Regions from separate parts of the Homo sapiens genome. Here region 1 is linked to region 2. A link is an interaction called in ENCODE POLR2A ChIA-PET data of the cell type or tissue named here. Cell type or tissue: Caco-2. All regions are shown on one strand. Each heading gives the region's core, and the rest is flanking DNA. Links, peaks and the distances in the headings are about the cores only.

The links. Peaks named below come from ENCODE experiments on the same cell type or tissue, not always from the same donor. Only the 100,000 strongest peaks of a DNase experiment are listed, where the experiment ranks them.
Region 1: POLR2A ChIA-PET joins it to region 2 with 6 read pairs; 5 of 35 experiments call an interaction of 5 or more read pairs at or near these places.

Annotation. Positions count from the first base shown.
Region 1 is chr18:58,516,397-58,524,795 of GRCh38, reverse strand. It overlaps ALPK2 (alpha kinase 2), which reads left to right. Exons shown (of 13, transcript NM_052947.4): 7 at 734-861; 8 at 955-990; 9 at 7,614-7,888. Among named protein-coding and RNA genes, the nearest start is that of ALPK2-AS1, 36 kb to the left of the region's middle. RefSeq lists an enhancer at 3,598-3,747. In Caco-2, for the core only: no CTCF peak of the experiment used is centred there; a DNase peak (open chromatin) is centred at 4,295.
Region 2 is chr18:58,632,858-58,641,256 of GRCh38, reverse strand. No RefSeq gene overlaps it. Among named protein-coding and RNA genes, the nearest start is that of ALPK2, 8.0 kb to the right of the region's middle. RefSeq lists an enhancer at 2,708-2,837. In Caco-2, for the core only: no CTCF peak of the experiment used is centred there; no DNase peak of the experiment used is centred there.

The DNA.
Region 1 (8,399 bases), core at 323-8,322, 120 kb after region 2:
TTTCCTCATCTGCAAACTGAGAATAGTAAACATAGTTCTCTCATTAGGTTGTTCTGAGGGCATCATGAAATTGATCTTTATGTGATTTGGCACAATGCCTGGTACATACCAAATGCTCAGTGCACATTAGCTATTGGCATCATCATCACTGTCATCATCACCACCAATATGACCACCACCACCAGTTTTAGTTTTCATAGCACAGTGACCGGAACTTAATAATTTTGGGTGAGTGAATGGTTCGATGGTTGGTACCTCACTAGGGGAGTACAGGACACTATTACAAAGGGGCCCTCAGTCACGAATCCTTATGTAGCATAAAGCTAAGAACCCCGTTTTCTCTTGTCCCTTATTGTATCTGTATAAGTTTGGGTTTGGAGTTATCAGACTTTCCTTCAAGCACAGGACACCCGGATTAGTCACATAATTGAGCTGAATTCTGAGCAGAAATGTTAACAACAGCTCCCAGAATTCACAATTTCAATTCTTTGCTCTACTCATGGCAGTTAAACCTACTGCTTATTGGAGTGAGCGTGTTAGCCAAAATGTAATGACTCTCCTCTGTGGATAAATCAATTATTTAAACAGCTGATCGTGATTTTGCCCTTTGGGCAGCTCACTGGCTGAAAACATGTGAGCAGGGAAGTCTTAGCTTCTTTCTCCTTAAGTATATTAGGAAAAAATGCAACTGTAGAATGATGAAGTGTGTCAATGTGAATATTCCTCATTGCAGTGCAGGGGACAACTCCACTGTTTCCTTTGCCATCGTGCAAGCCAGTCCGAAGGACCAGGGACTCTATTACTGCTGCATCAAGAACAGCTACGGAAAAGTGACTGCTGAATTTAACCTCACAGCTGAAGGTAAACCACAGTTTTCAATGAAAAACCACTGGCCCCTGCCCGTTCACAATGGACATCTGTACTGAAGCCATTCTCTGCTTTGTCTTCTTCTAGTTCTCAAACAGCTGTCAAGTCGCCAGGATACTAAAGGTAAGTCAGTTAGGGTTGACCTGCCAGAGGAAATGGGCTTACTGTAAAGCATAAAATAGCTCCCAGAGGAAAGAGTAGAAGCAGTAATCCTCTGGACTCTTCCAACCGAGAAGGAGAGCTATGGCGTGACTTAAGAAATGAATGCCATCAGAGAAATGCAAATCAAAACCACAATGAGATACCATCTCACACCAGTTAGAATGGCGATCATTAAAAAGTCAGGAAACAACAGGTGCTGGAGAGGATGTGGAGAAATAGAAACACTTTTACACTGTTGGTGGGACTGTAAACTAGTTCAACCATTGTGGAAGTCGGTGTGGTGATTCCTCAGGGATCTAGAACTAGAAATACCATTTGACCCAGCCATCCCATTACTGGGTATATACCCAAAGGACTATAGATCATGCTGTTATAAAGACACATGCACACGTATGTTTATTGAGGCACTATTCACAATAGCAAAGACTTGGAACCAACCCAAATATCCAACAATGATAGACTGGATTAAGAAAATGTGGCACATATACACCATGGAATACTATGCAACCATAAAAAATGATGAGTTCATGTCCTTTGTTAGGGACATGGATGAAATTGGAAATCATCATTCTCAGTAAACTATCGCAAGGACAAAAAACCAAACACCGCATGTTCTCACTCATAGATGGGAATTGAACAATGAGAACACATGGACACAGGAAGGGGAACATCACACTCTGGGGACTGTTGTGGGGTGGGGGGAGGGGGGAGGGTTAGCATTAGGAGATATACCTAATGCTAAATGACGAGTTAATGGGTGCAGCACACCAGCATGGCACATGTATACATATGTAACTAACCTGCACATTGGGCACATGTACCCTAAAAGTATAATTAAAAAAAAATCAGAAAAAAAAAAGAGAAAGAAATGACAATTCATGAGCCAATTCAAAGTGAATGTAGGGCCATACTTCCTATTGTAAGTTCATTAGACTACAGATATCCAGAATTGGATGCTACACTGTAGCAGTGGAGTTTTGGGGAACACGTAGAGGGGGAGTTTGGATTTGACTTTTCCCTTTAAGCATCGGTCTTGCATTCAGCCCTTCTGCATGGGATTTTTCAGCTACTGGGACTTATTACAGCTTGTTTTGTTTGTTCAATTTTCCTTTCAGTTTGACTAGCTGAGCAGATTCCCAAAGACAGCCAGGTGTCTGAAGGATCACTCCATTCGTTTGTGTCTTAAGGAAAACAAAAGATGGGTTTCTCTGCTTTCTTTTGGCACCTGGTGTTAGCCACAGCCTAACACTGCTGCTCATGAATGCTCGTGATGTCCCCGGGCCTCCCACTGAGTTTTCCACAGTTTGGTGGAATCTGTGTTTGCCGTGTCTTCCCTCTTAAGGAGAATTACTCACCCACCTACGCCCACCCATGCCCACCCTTGCCTGGTGGTGTGCTGGGGTAAATATTTAACAACATGCTGAGGGTTGGGGAAGTTCTGAGTCCTACAATTTCCATGATGTAAATACTCTCAGTGTGGCCACTCTTAAACCACCAGTGTGACATCACACATCATGGGACTGGGAAGAGCCGCCCGTCATCAGCTCTCAGGAGCTGCAGAAGGCCAGCTCCACATACCACGGTGGTCCAGCCTCACCCCATGTGATCATGACTTTCAGCACAGGGGAGGATCCACGGTCAGTTTTAGGAGAAATTGGATAAATTCTGACAGTTAATTGAACTAGCATCTTAAAGATTTACTGCATGTACTGAGTTTTAAAACAAACAGAACGCCTGAAATCTCTGCAGAAACAGGTAATAAAAGTAATCAAAATGCAGTCACATCCAGTGTATCAAAAGTAAGAAACTGAGATCTCGACTTAGAAATGGTCTAGCAATAGGCCAGGCGCGGTGGCTCACGCCTGTAATCCCAGCACTTTGGAAGGCCGAGGCGAGTGGGATCACGAGGTCAAGAGATCAAGACTATCCTGGCCAACATGGTGAAACCCCGTCTCTACTAAAAATACAAAAATTAGCGCGGCATGGTGGCACGCACCTGTAATCCCAGCTACTCAGGAGGCTGAGGCAAGAGAATGGCTTGAACCAGGGAGGTGGAGGTTGCAGTGAGCTGAGATCACGCCACTGCCCCCCAGCCTGGCGACACAGCAAGACTCCATCTCAAAAAAAAAAAAAAAAAAAGAGAGAGAGAAAGAAAGAAAAAGAAATGGCCTAGCAAATATTGTGATATTAACCCAAAATAGTAAACTTAAATACAAGCTCTTCACAAACCCACTCAGATGCTAAATACCCGTCTTTAGTGTGTAGCATACATGTGTTATAATTTAAAATCCTTCCTCTATTTCTGCTCTCATCTCCCCAGAAGGCAAAATATGCAAAAGAATCCCCTTACTCCTAATACTTCAGAAAATAAGAAGACTCTCAGAAGGGAGTCTCTGTTTCATCAGCTTCTTAGCATTGATTGGCATTCACATCTCAGACACTTGTTAGGTTTCATTGGTTTAGGTGTGCATGAGCTCATTTCTCAAGGATTACTAGTCAGGCGAGAGACCCCAGTGGGGATAAGCTACTGGCCACTTGGTGGAAATGGTACCACCGCTATAGCCCAGTGACTCCAGCCGTAGAGCCTGGGTCTGAACCCTGATGACATCACCTTCTCCCAGCTTCTGGCCCCATTGTGACTGGGGGTGTCAGTTTCACTGACTCACCCGGCTGGGGAAGTAACTCCTGGCCCCTCCCTATCCTTGTACCTTCAGATAAAGAAGCTGAAAATTACTTTTATTTTATTTCTTTGAGACAGGGTCTCACTCTTTCATCCAGGCTGGAGTGCAGTGGCACAATCATAGCTCACTGCAGCCTCGGCCTCCTGGACTCTAATGATCCTCCCACCTAAGCCTCCTGAGTAGCCTGGACTGCAGGTGCTCACCACTGCACCCAGCTGATTTGGAAAATTACTTTTAATCACACTTTTTTTAAATTCAGAGGACTATCTCACTAAACAGTTTATTAATTTAATTCTCTATAGGAGGAATAAATAATCTTTTACAAGATGGTCTCTAATTTAAAAAACTAATAAAGCTAAGCTCATGAGAAAGTTGGAAATGAATGATGGACCAAATGAAGCCCAATTTAATGATGTTATTTTGTTTTATGAATATATTTGTAGATTGCTTTTCTGCACCTCGGAGCAGTCTTTGTAACCAGTGGCTGCAGGTATCCACATGGTTTCTCTGAGTTGAGGATTTGGATTTCACAATGTATGGGTGTAGCAAGGAACCTCAGTGAGGCATTTGAATCTCCCAACACTCATCTGACGAGTCTGTCTGGTGGATTCCAATGAGTCTCTCCTGATTCTTTTTTTTTTTTTTTTTTTTTTTTTTGAGACGGAGTCTCATTCTGTCACCCAGGCTAAAGTGCAATGGCAAGATCTCGGCTCACTGCAACCTCCACCTCCCAAGTTCAAGCAGTTGTCCTGCCTCAGTCTCCCAAGTAGTTGGATTACAGGCACCTGCCACCACACCTGACTAATTTTTTTCTATTTTTAGTAGAGATGGGGTTTCATCATGTTGGCCAGGCTGGTCGGGAACTCCTGACCTCAGGTGATTCACCTGACTTGGCCTCCCAGAGATCTGGGATTACAGGTGTGAACCACCACACCCGGCCTCTCTTGATTCTTTCTCATGGAACTGCCACCTCTCAGGGACTTTGGGCAGCGTGGAGTGTGAGTCCTGGCAACGGATGGCTCTGCAAAGCTGCAAAGAAAATTGCACCTTCTTCACAACCTGAGACTTGCAGTGCTACACTCGTGCTTTTCCTAAGCCTCCCCTCAGGTGCTCAGTTCTCCTGTTACCTTCATTACTCTTACCAGGGAAGAGATTGGTCTAAAGGATGAAGTCTTGCCTCCATCTCTCACTTTAAAAGAGGTGCAAACTCTAACCAAGAGGACGCGCTCATTTCAGCCATCGCTGAGGAAGACAGTTTTGGACAGGCTGTCCTTTCAGATTTCTGCAGAGCTACAGAGTCTATACCTTCTGCTTCTGCAAAGGAAGGCCCAATAGATGAGTTTCAGCTTGGAAAGTTCCACCTAGAACTCCAGCTCTTGCTCTGCAGGATTTTCAAGAGACAAAGAATACGTCTAAGATTTTTTTTTTCTTTCATGTTTTTATCTTTGTCAAATAAGCATTTCTGTTGGAAATTATAGACAGGGTTGTTAATTATACCACGTATGGTACTATACAAACAAATTTTCCTTCCTACTTTCTAAGCATATGGCCTGGACCAACTTTTATCTTCAGTTAATTAGATTTGCTGAATTTTAAAGCATAGGGTGCACAAGCTTTTTACTTTTAATAATTAAATTTTAGAAATGTGAGGATTTTGAAGGAAGACAGGATATGGCAGATATAATACATGTTTATTGGGCTCTGGTGTATGTACATATAACATTTCCTATACTCTGTTAGTGGTATTAGAGGCCAAATTGTTAAAATTAATCATATAACTAGAATGAAACTGAGAAGGTTTGGGATACAGAAAAGCATTCCCTCTATTTTCTCACCTAATTTTTAAATTTAACTGTTAAAATAAAACTGTGCTTTTCTCCATCAATTAATTTTTTTCCTGGTTCCGTTACTTAGAGTAAAATCTGTGACCCAGCTATTGCCTAAAACTTTATCTGAGAAAATGTCCCATTTGCCTGTTTTCCTGCAGCTCCAACCCAGTTCTCTCCAGAAACCTAGGACAGGTTACTCAGTAGGAGTTATTGGGGAAGAAAAATAATTTATTCTTCAGTCCTCATAAGTTCTTAGTTGGAACAGATCCCTGTAACAAAAGATTAATGAGAGAAATCAAACAAGTTTATGAACATGTATAATTCATATATACATGGGAGATACTCCAGAAGTGCTCATTTAAGAAGGGGTTTGAATTCCAGCTTATACAGCATCTACAACAAAGAATGGTGCATTTTTAGAGAAGTGACAGGGCAGAGGGAAGGACTTTGAGTAGGTAAGGGCAGTAGCTTGTGGAAAGGCATTTCCACAGCCCTGGAAAATCTCCCAGCATCTGGATTCTCATTAATGCTTGTTAATGGCTGGTGTCCATCTCCAGGCCCATCAGGGTCTAAAGTTGTCTTCAGTCATTAACCTTTGTTCTTCCTGGTAGAAGGGGGAGTAGAATATTTTTTGTCTTTATAAATTTATGTCCTGATTTTAGGCAAATAGAGGGAAGGCAGAGAGCTTTCTTGCCTCTGCTTCTTCTTAATTACCTTCAGCTCAACAATGCTTTTACCAAAGAGGCAGATTTGAGGGTGGCATATTCAGGGGTCCCATAGTCTTCTGCTAGCCTTTGTGAAAATGCTAGGAGCACCTTTAGGAATATCCTCTTTCTTCAAGCAGATTCTAGCTCTTCACCTAGTTTTTCTGTTTGAAAATCCACCAAACCCCACTCCCTTTCTTTCTTTCTGGCAGTAATTAGGCCGAGACCTTAATCAATACCCGATCAGAATAGTTTCAGTCTCCTTATAGTTTTAATAGCTACCATCAGTCTCAAATCGTATGATTTTAAATATTTTGAAAAGAAGAGAAAAATATTTCCTGAAGCATGTATATAGAAATGTGAAGTAAGATTTTTCACACAACCCATGATCTCTTTCTTCTTGTAAACATTCAGAAAGATGTCAGTTTTCATCAGTTTTGAGAAGTGGAAAGGATTTAAAAATCCAAACAATCTTATTTCATTGAAAGCCACCTAATTTTCTTCTCTCAGTGAATGAGAAGTCTGATTGGGTCATCTCTAGTTTAAAGTGGACCTTCCTGATTAAATTCACTGTCATCTCAAACATGTGTAGAATCCACTCTGCAAAAAAAAACAGCTGTTAGAAAACTTAAAATAATTCTACTTTTCTTTTTACAAATAAATGCAAAATAATTCTACCTTTTTTTCGATTTCTCTTCAAAGGCAATTCTTTTTATTATTTTTTTGTTTTGTTTATTGCTACCTGTTTCCTATACTTATCACATGCTTTCTCAATGGAGGCAGTATTGCTACCAAGAGGACCAACATTGGTTCTTGGGAGGCAAAAAAAAAGTTACTCTTTTTCTGTATAAAGAACAAATATACATATGGTACATAAACAGATAGTATATTTGTGGTATTAAACTTTCATGGCAGGCAATTAAAACAAATTCCAGCAAAGATTCCGTGGTTGCGGGGGGTGGGGGGCAATAATGAAAGAAAGGTTGGTCCGATATTATCAGATCTTATCATTGGTCTTTCTTCCCTCCTCTACACTTTTCCCATCTTTTCAACTTGACTTTTGTTACTTTGCTTGGTTCCACTTATATTTTCCAGATCTGTCTAGAATTCTTTTCCTGATCTTTCCAGTTTTGCTCCAACCCATCCCTGATGTTCCCACATTCTCATTCAATGACCTGTCTCCTCCTCACCAAACCACTCATCTCTTCTTTTAGCTATGCCTCTTTTGAAGGGTTAAGTGTGTCTGCCCCCTCTTGGTTCTGCAGGTCAGCCTTGTCATTGTCCTTATGTGGGGACCCTCCCCATGTGGAGTTAGCCAAGGAGCAGGACTGGGAGGTATTCTTTCCAACCAAAGCTGTGCTGTGTTTCAGGATGTGAAGAGATTGAATTCAGCCAACTCATCTTCAAAGAAGACTTCCTCCATGACAGCTACTTTGGGGGCCGCCTGCGTGGTCAGATCGCCACGGAGGAGCTGCACTTTGGAGAAGGGGTTCACCGCAAAGCCTTCCGCAGCACAGTGATGCACGGCCTCATGCCTGTCTTCAAACCTGGCCATGCCTGTGTGCTTAAGGTGCACAATGCCATTGCCTATGGGACCAGAAATAATGATGAGCTCATCCAAAGGAACTACAAACTCGCTGCCCAGGTGGGTCCATCTGCCCAAAGGCTGTCACTTCTGGTGTGAGAACCACCCATGATAAGACGAGATGAAAATCAGACTCAGGATTGATGGGAATATCTTCAAAAGGGTGTTTTTCCTCTTTTGGGGTTTCAATTCAATCTCAATGCTGGGGATCACTTCTCAATTCTCGGGAGTAATTTCTTGGCCTTATGCCAGCTACTGGGGACTCAGCCAATGCCTAGAGACACCTCACCAGTTCTAACCCGAGATATAATTGATTTTGTTTCTAAGAAGCCCTATGACATCCCTGGCGGTTTGAGTCTACTTGGACCTAGGATGATATGGAAAGTGGGGGTTCTAAGCTACACTAGATGCCAGGGTCTCCAGGAACAGATAACATCAGCACTAGTTGCTGGAGTGTTTTGTTTGGTTTTGTTTTGTGGAGAGGGAGAGGGGTGGGGTATACCCAGAAGGGTCAGCATTGGTCTTGTTTTCTGCCTTCCTGAGTTTGGTTTAATGGTAGTGTATAAAATAT
Region 2 (8,399 bases), core at 115-8,114:
TGTTTGGTGGTCTCTTCACATGAACGTGCGTGACACTCTTCGAGATTTTTTTCTGGGACTGACATTAATTTTTACATGAATTCCTCTCATATAAATACCTGTATTTCCCTGTCTATGAGTAATCCTACACTTACACATTTTCTGATGAAGCGTACTATCACATCTGCCCTCAGGACCAACTCTATAATTGACAGGGCCCATGGCACAGTAAAAATGCAAGGCCTCTTGTCTAAAAATGTGTAACTTCAAGATGGTAACAACAGAACATTTAAAAAGCACAGAATCTTTGTAAATAAGGGGCCCTGTGTGTCTGTACAGGTCACGGGAATGCATGCTTTCCATTAATTATATTTCATCCATACTAAACTATTTTTGCAGTTCTCTTAAACAAGCCAAGTTTTTACTCATCACTTTGCACAAGCTGTTGTTTTTATCCGAATATTCTTCCATAGACCCTGCATCCTCCTCCCTGACGCTTCTGCCCATCCATCAAAAACCCTCAGATGTCATTTCCATGAGGCATTCTTTGTTCCAATCCTGGTAAGTGTCCCTTCCCTAGCTCCCTTGGCTACCTGGGCATATCTCCCTAAGGGCAGGAATTTTGTCTCTGCAAATCTGCTTGCCCAGCCCCTATCATAGTGCCAATTACCAACCGTTAGTGGATACTTCCTACATAGCAAGTACGGTGTTAGGAATGTGCATAAGTAGCTCACTTAATCCTCACATAACCCAAGGAAGGAGCTGTAATCATTCTCTTTTAACAAAGGAGACTCTGGGAGATAAAACACGTCCAGGTTCACACATCTTGGGGCAGAGGTGCTAATAAGAGTGAGCTGAAGTTAATATTATTTATTCTCACTAGTAGCCTAAACCATGATAGATTAGTAAGCCTACATTTGAAACAGCATGGTGTAAACAAACCCCAGAAAACAGGTAACTTCGCTGATCAGACTGCTTCCTTTATTTAAATAGTACGAGAGTACATTTGCATATTAAACAGGGTGGTTTTTACTGCCCCACTCCTTTAGTGATGATGGTTGAAACTCAGAATCAACCTTTGAGTTTCATTGCTTTGAGGTAAATGTTTGCTCTCTTTGGGCATTCTCTTTAAAATGCAAATGTTCTCCAATGTTAAAGCATTAAATTCCTAACAGTATATTGAGTATGAATTTTTCACAGACTTTTACTCTAGCCTAAAGCAGACTGGAAAAATACTGGGCAGAAAATGATTACACAATCTGGTGAAATGTGGTTGATTGTCTATAAATGTCTTAAAGTAGTGATTCATGGTGTACTGTTCACTGGGAGCTTATTTAAACTGTTGATTTGTGGCCCTGTATTCAGATCCGCTGAATGAGAGTCTCTGGGTCCTTAAAATCTGCATCTGAATGAGAGCCTCGGGTGATTCTGACGCATAGTAAAGTTCAAAGCTAACTGCTTTAAGGTCTATTAAGCTTACAATAAGATGAGATGAAAATATCCTGCAGTCTATGTTTTGTTCTTCTCACTACTTTTATACTGATATGAAAATTATAGGGGAAAATGGTCCCACAATATTACATGGTCAGGGCAGAGGAAATATTGAAAATGGGGAGAAAAGGAGATTGAAAGAAAAGGCCTAGGAAATGACACTTCAAAAATTCAGTTTTTGGCCGGGTGCAGTGGCTCATGCCTATAATCCCAGCACTTTGGGAGGCTGAGGCAGGAGGATCGCTTGAGCTCAGGAGTTTAAGACAAGCCTAGGCAACATGCTGAAACCCCATCTCTACAAAAAATACAAAAATTAGCTCAGTGTGGTGGTGTGCATCTGTAGTTCCAGCTACTAGGAAGGCTGAGGTGGGAGGATGGCTTGACCCCAGGAGTTGGAGGTTGCAGTGAGCAAAGACCATGCCACTACACTCTAGCCTGGGCAACAGAGCCAGACCCAGCCTCAAAAAAAAATTTTTTTTTTTTTTTTTAGTTTTTCCTGGGGCTGGTGCTGTACCTGTTAAGGCTTCTTAGAATAACTAGGATTGATCTTACATTCCACCTTAATCAGTGCCATTTGCTAAGTTAGTCTTTTGAGAGCGAATGAGCATATACTGCAGTGAGAAGACCGTGTATCTAAGAGCCATCCATTCATTCACTCAAGGACTGTCATTTGAGCCAGTGCAAGCCAAACACTACACTAACTGCTGGAGATAGAAGGGTGAGCAAACATCTCATAAGACTTACAGACTGGTTGGAGAGAGAGGCAACAAAATTAGACATTGATATTGATATTTGTCTTCAAAACTTTAGGAGTAATAGAATAAATTGCTATGTTAATGACAAAAACGGAAAGCGAGTTTGTTATTGCATTTCAGCTTTATGATATGGGGAAAAGTGAAAATGGGGACTTATGGGGTTTGAGACTTTTTTTTTCTTTTCAGCCAAGCAATGGGTAAGAAAGCATTGTGGCACAAGTAATGAATTCATCAGCAATGTAAATGGTTCTCTGAACACCAGGAATTAATCTGTTTTAATGGTGTGGTTTTCAGAATGCAGCAGAATTATCTCCACTTCCTACTCCACCAGTTCTTTGAGTATGTCTGGATCTTTGTCTGAATCTGTGAAGTGAGTAAAATGAGGAAGTTGGATGGGGTAGTTGAAAAGTGCTTTTGAAGTTATTCTTGTTCTTCTGTAACCTAGCCCAGTGGATTCTTCTTGGCTGATGCCTAGATAGAACCGATTTATTAAGACAAGAGAACTGCAACAGAGAAAGAGCCGGCTAAACTCAGGAATGTCAAGTGGAGATGTTTTAGCTTTATTCTATTTGTGATGGGGAATCACAGAAGATTTATAAGCAAGAGAGAGAGAGAGATGAAAAACAAGTGTCTAAGAAGATTGGCCCGTTGGCTGTCTGGGCAGTCCCCACGATAGTGTCTGTGGTGCTGGGAAGGGGTGGTGATGGCAGATTTGGCAAGAGGAGACTCGGAGGCTATTGCTAAGGTCTCATTACCGATGGGTAATAGACAGAAAAAAATGGATTCATAAATGAACACTGATAAAGCAAATGAGGATGAGAAGTGCTTCTGTAGCACACACACTTTAATTGGTAGTTAAATTATTCCTGTCACGTGCAGCCACATTTGCAGATTGGGAAGACAGTTTTTCACCCTGTAGTGAAGTTCTTTTTGTCCTCAGGAAGACAGGTTTGGACAGCTTACGAGAAAGGGGGCTGTGGAACACAGACAGCGGAAAGGGCCAAGTTATCAAGGGTGTAGTCATGGCCTCTCCTGGGGGCAACAAAGATGGGAGTTCGTGGGGCTGGCAAAACTGAGCCCAGAACTCAGCCTCATGGATCTTTTACACCAAGAAAAGGACTAGTTGCATGAGGCTTGGATGAGACTTAGGAGCTCCAGAAAGGGGAAAGAGGGCAACTGGGGTAGACTATGCTTCAGAAAGCTGTGGCTTGGAGTGAACTTCCTTTGTGAAATTTTGCTACAGGCAATCCTGATTGATCAATCAGGTAGGATTGATCAATCTCTCAATTGGCCATGTAACCATAAAAGTAAATGGTAGGGACAGGAAACATAATATTTTGCTAAAAACTCTGACTTAAGACCAGGTAAGCTTCATTATGCCTTTTATAAAAAAAGAATGTCATTAATAAGAACTTGGGCACTGCCTTCTTCAAGACTCCCTGACCAGCCAGTAGCAGGTGGTAACAGAGTCCAGGAGCCCCATCTCCTGACCTTTGCAGAGCTCCTAGAGAACCCTGTTCTCCCTGCCGCCTTTCCATTTGTTGGAGGACAGGCTCCACACTGTCTTGGTACATAAGGGAACAGCATAGTAACACTGTCAAATGAGCAATGGGACAGGAGGCGGCTGGTGATAATTCTTGCCTTAGACTTTTGGCTCTCTGGGTACCTGTCACGAGGAATATCATGTTCAGGAGGATTTACTCACTAGGTATCTGCTTCTCAGACTCGTGGGGATGAAAATCTGGAGTAGTCGTTCAAGTCATAGTTTTATCAAGTAGGTTTGATGCTTTGAACGTGACTTAAGAATAAAAGTCAGAAAATATTCTATTGTAGGGCAAGATAAGCAAGGGATCCACTAACTGTTTTATTCTATTGTTTTACATTTTTTAAAACAATTGACCCAGCATTTTGGGAGGCCAAGGCGGGTGGATCACTTGAAACCAGGAGTTTGACCAGCCTGGCCAACATGGTGGAAGCCCGTCTCTACTAAAAATACAAAAAAAATTAGCTGGGAGTTGTTGTGCGTGCCTGTAGTCCCAGCTATTGGGGAGGCTGAGGCAGGAAAATTGCTTGAACACTGGAGGTGGAGACTGCAGTGAGCTGAGATTGTACCACTGCACTCTAGCCTGGGTGACAGAGTGAGACTCCGTTGCAAAAAAAAAAAAAAAAAAAAAAAAAAAGATTGAGACAGGGCCTCACTCTGTCACCCAGGCTGGAGTGCAGTGTGGCACAATCATGGCTTACTGCAGCCTTGACCTCCTTGGTTTGAGTGATCCTTCTCCTTCAGTCTCCTGAGTAGCTGGGACTACAGGTGCATGCCACCATGCCTGGCTAATTTTTTTGGTAGAGACAGGATTTTGCTATGTTGCCCGGGCTGGTCTCAAACTCCCGGCCTCAAGTGGTCCTCCCACCTTGGCCTCCAAAGTGCTGGGATTGCAGGCTTAGGCCACTACACTCAGCCATAAACAGTGTTATTGAGGGATAATTTACATAAAATTTTGTCATTGTTAGTGTACAGTATAATAATTTCTACTATATTTATGGGTTTGTGCAACTGTTATCATACTTCAGTTCAAGAACAGTCCCATCATCCCAAAATATTCTTTCATGTCTATTTGCAGCTAACCCTGCTTCTCCCAACCTTAGAAAACCACCGATGTTTTGTCTCTATAAATTTGTCTTTTTTGACTTTCATAACATTGGAATATTTCAATATGTCGTCTTTTGTGTCTGGCCTTTTATAGTTAGCACAGGGTTTTTGAGGTTTATCCAAGCTGTAACATGAATCAATTGTCCTTTGCTTTTTGTTCTTGAATAGTACACGGGCCATAGCTTGTCGTATCCATTCATTGGTTGACAGACATTTGGATTGTTTTCAGTTTTTGGCATACAGGTTGTTATTTGAACTTGTGTTGTTATTTCTCATAGGGAGGGTTCTAGGAGTGGAATTGCTGAGTCATATGGCAAGCTTGTGTTTAACGTTTTAAGAAATGACCAGTTATTTTCCAAAGTGGCTGTGCTACTTTACATTCCCACCAGCAGTGTATTAGGGTTCCAGTTTCTTCTTCACATCCTCATTATATTTGGTATTGTTCGTCTTTTTTTTTTTATTATAGCCATCCTTGTGGGCATTGTGGTTTTTTTTCAATATGTTTTTTTCTATTTCTTTGTTTTATTGTGTTTCCATTTTAATATGCATTTCTTTATTGATTAAAGGTGTTGAGTATCTTTTTTTTCTTTCCAGACAAAGTCTCACTTTGTTGCCCAGTCTGGAGTGCAGTGGCACAACCATGGCTCACTGCAGCCTTGACCTTCCAGGTTCAAGTGATCCTCCCTCTTCAGCTTTCTGAGTGGCTGGGTCTGCAGGTACACACCACCACACCCAGCTAATGTTTTGTTTTCATTTTTTTGGTAGAGATGGGGTATTGCTATGTTGCCAGGGCTGACCTAGAACTCCTGGACTAAAGCAATCCTCCCACCTTGGCCACTCAAAATGCTGGGATTACAGGTGTGAGCCAGTGTGCCTGGCCTAACGTGTTGAGCATCCTTTCATGTGCTTATTAGCCATCTATAGATTTTCTCTGGCGAAATGTCTATTCAAATCTTTTGCCCATGTTTTAAATTGGGTTTTTGTTATTTATTTATTTATCTATCAAAAGATGGGGTCTCACTCTGTTGCCCAGGCTGGAGTACAGTGGCATAATCGTAGCTCACTGCAGTCTCAAACTCCTGGGCTCGAGCAATCTTCTCACTTCAGCCTCCCCAGTAGTTGGGAGCACAGGCACATGCCACCATCCCTGGCTATGGGTTTTTAATCTTTTTATTGTTGAGTTTCATGGGTTTTTAAAATATATGTTCTGCTCTCTCCGCCTCAGCAAACCAATGCACAAACAGAAAACCAAATACCACATGTTCTCACTTACAAGGGGAGCTGAATGATGAGAACACATGGACACGTGGCAGGGTACAACACATATTGGGACCTGTTGGGGGCTGGTGGGGAGGGTGAGCATCAGAAAGAATAGCTAATAGATGCTAGGCTTAATAACTAGGTGATGGATTGATGTGTGCAGCAAATAATCATGGCACATGTATGCCTATGTAACAAATCTGTACATCCTGCACATGTACCCTGGAACTTAAAATAAAAGTTGAAAAAAAAAATAAAATAAATAAAATATATATTCTGGCTGTACATCCTTCATGACACATATGATTTGCAAATATTTTCTTCCAGTGTGTGGCAGGTAATGATGGCTTTTGAAGCACAAAAGTTGCACTTAAGTTTCTTCCATTTTCAAGTCTGCCTGATACTCACTTTTTGTTGGGCCCTTTCATGTCTCCTCTGAACATGCTGGGAAAGTGTGGATAGCCAGGTTCCCCATGGTCTGCCCTGCACACACATGCAGCCCGCATCAGCCAGATGCTTGCCCCAATCCCACTCCACTCGCCTGCTGCCAGGATCATATCCATCAATAACACTGCTGGGCGTAGGTGTTGTCCACTGCTTCAAATCCAGCAAACCCCCTTGACCATGGCAGTGAAAATGCCAGTGCTTACAGGTGGCCCTGGTAGAACCCCTGTGACAGCAGAACAGGGTGGGGGAATGGGAGCAGCTCCAGGCAAAAGCACTGCAGAGACTCACTGTTAGTAACCAAAGCTGAGAAGTTTTCCAATCATAAATGCTTCTCAAATTGTTATGTCTTTGGTTGATGAAAATATCCAGCAGTTTTAGTAATGAGTATGTTTTGCTCTTACAATCAGAAAAAAGACCAAAGTAAACTGTTCCAAAGTAGTACATATAACATATGCAAATATTTTTAAAATTTTAAGTTTTCACACTAACTAATGAATTTTACTTAGCATTTGTGAAATAGGGCCTCACATTTACAAAATTGGAATTTTGCTCCTGTTCTGAGAGTTGCAATGCATTTTTGTGGTTGTTCTAAAACTGAAACTGAAGCACTAGAATAAACCATGACAAACTTTTATCTTGGAAACTTGGGTACTTTTTGTTCAGGTACTTAGATTCTCATATTTTGTTACATTGAATTTTGAGCTGGTTTTGCTATTTTGGTTTTACATAGCTCAAATACAGTCCTTCAGGAACATGATGGATAAAATACTTCTGTGTCTGTGAACCTAACTACCACTTATAATTTTGCTACTCTGGGGGAAAATGAATTCCAGGTTCCGAACAACACTCATATGCTTGAAAGATCCCTCTCAGATATATCAATTCTGATAAAATTGCATTTTTATTGTTGTTTTGCAATTTTTTTTTTGAGACAGGGTCCCACTCTGTTGTCCAGGCTGGAAGGCAATGGCACAATCATGGCACACTGTAGCCTCGACCTTCTAGGCTCAAAAGTCCTCCCACTTCGGCCTCCTGCGTAGATAGGACCACAGGTGCACACTACCACACCCGGCTACTTTTATGATGTTTTGTAGAGACAAGGTCTCACTATGTTACCCAGGCTGGTCTCAAAGTCCTGAATCCAAGCAATCCTCCTGCCTCAGCCTCCCAAAGTATTGGGATTACAGGCATGAGCCAGCATGCCTGGCCTGTTTTGCAAATATTTTTAAATTCCGTCTTCTCATTAAGAATATTATAGAAAGATGTTACCCGGGATGAAAAACATCATGAGAGAACAGAGTTTCATTTACATTCATATTTCTTTTGCCACTGCACTTAAGGGGAGAAAATGCCTGTTTAGTTGACCTACCCGAGTGACTGGCAGCTATTTTAAATAGATGAACTGGGCTGGGCACAGTGGCTCACGTGTGTAATCCCAGCACTTTGGGAGGCCGAGGCAGGTGGATCACCTGAGGTCAGGAGTTTGAGACCAGCCTGACCAACATGGTGAAACCCCGTCTCTACTAAATACAAAAAAGTAGCTGGGCGTGGTGGTGCATGCCTGTAATCCCAGCTACTTGGGAGGCTAAGGCAGGATAATTGCTTGAACCCAGGAGGCAGAGGTTGCAATAAGCCGAGATTGCACCATTGCACTCCAGCCTGGGCAACAAGAGCGAAAACTCCGTCTAAAAAATAAAATAAAATAAAATAACTGAATGAAGGTTGCAAATGCATGATTCAGGTCACATCTGCTAAGGGGAATCCCTGGACCCTGGATAGGGATGAATTGTTGGGGAGGGAGGTTCTCAGTGCTCCAG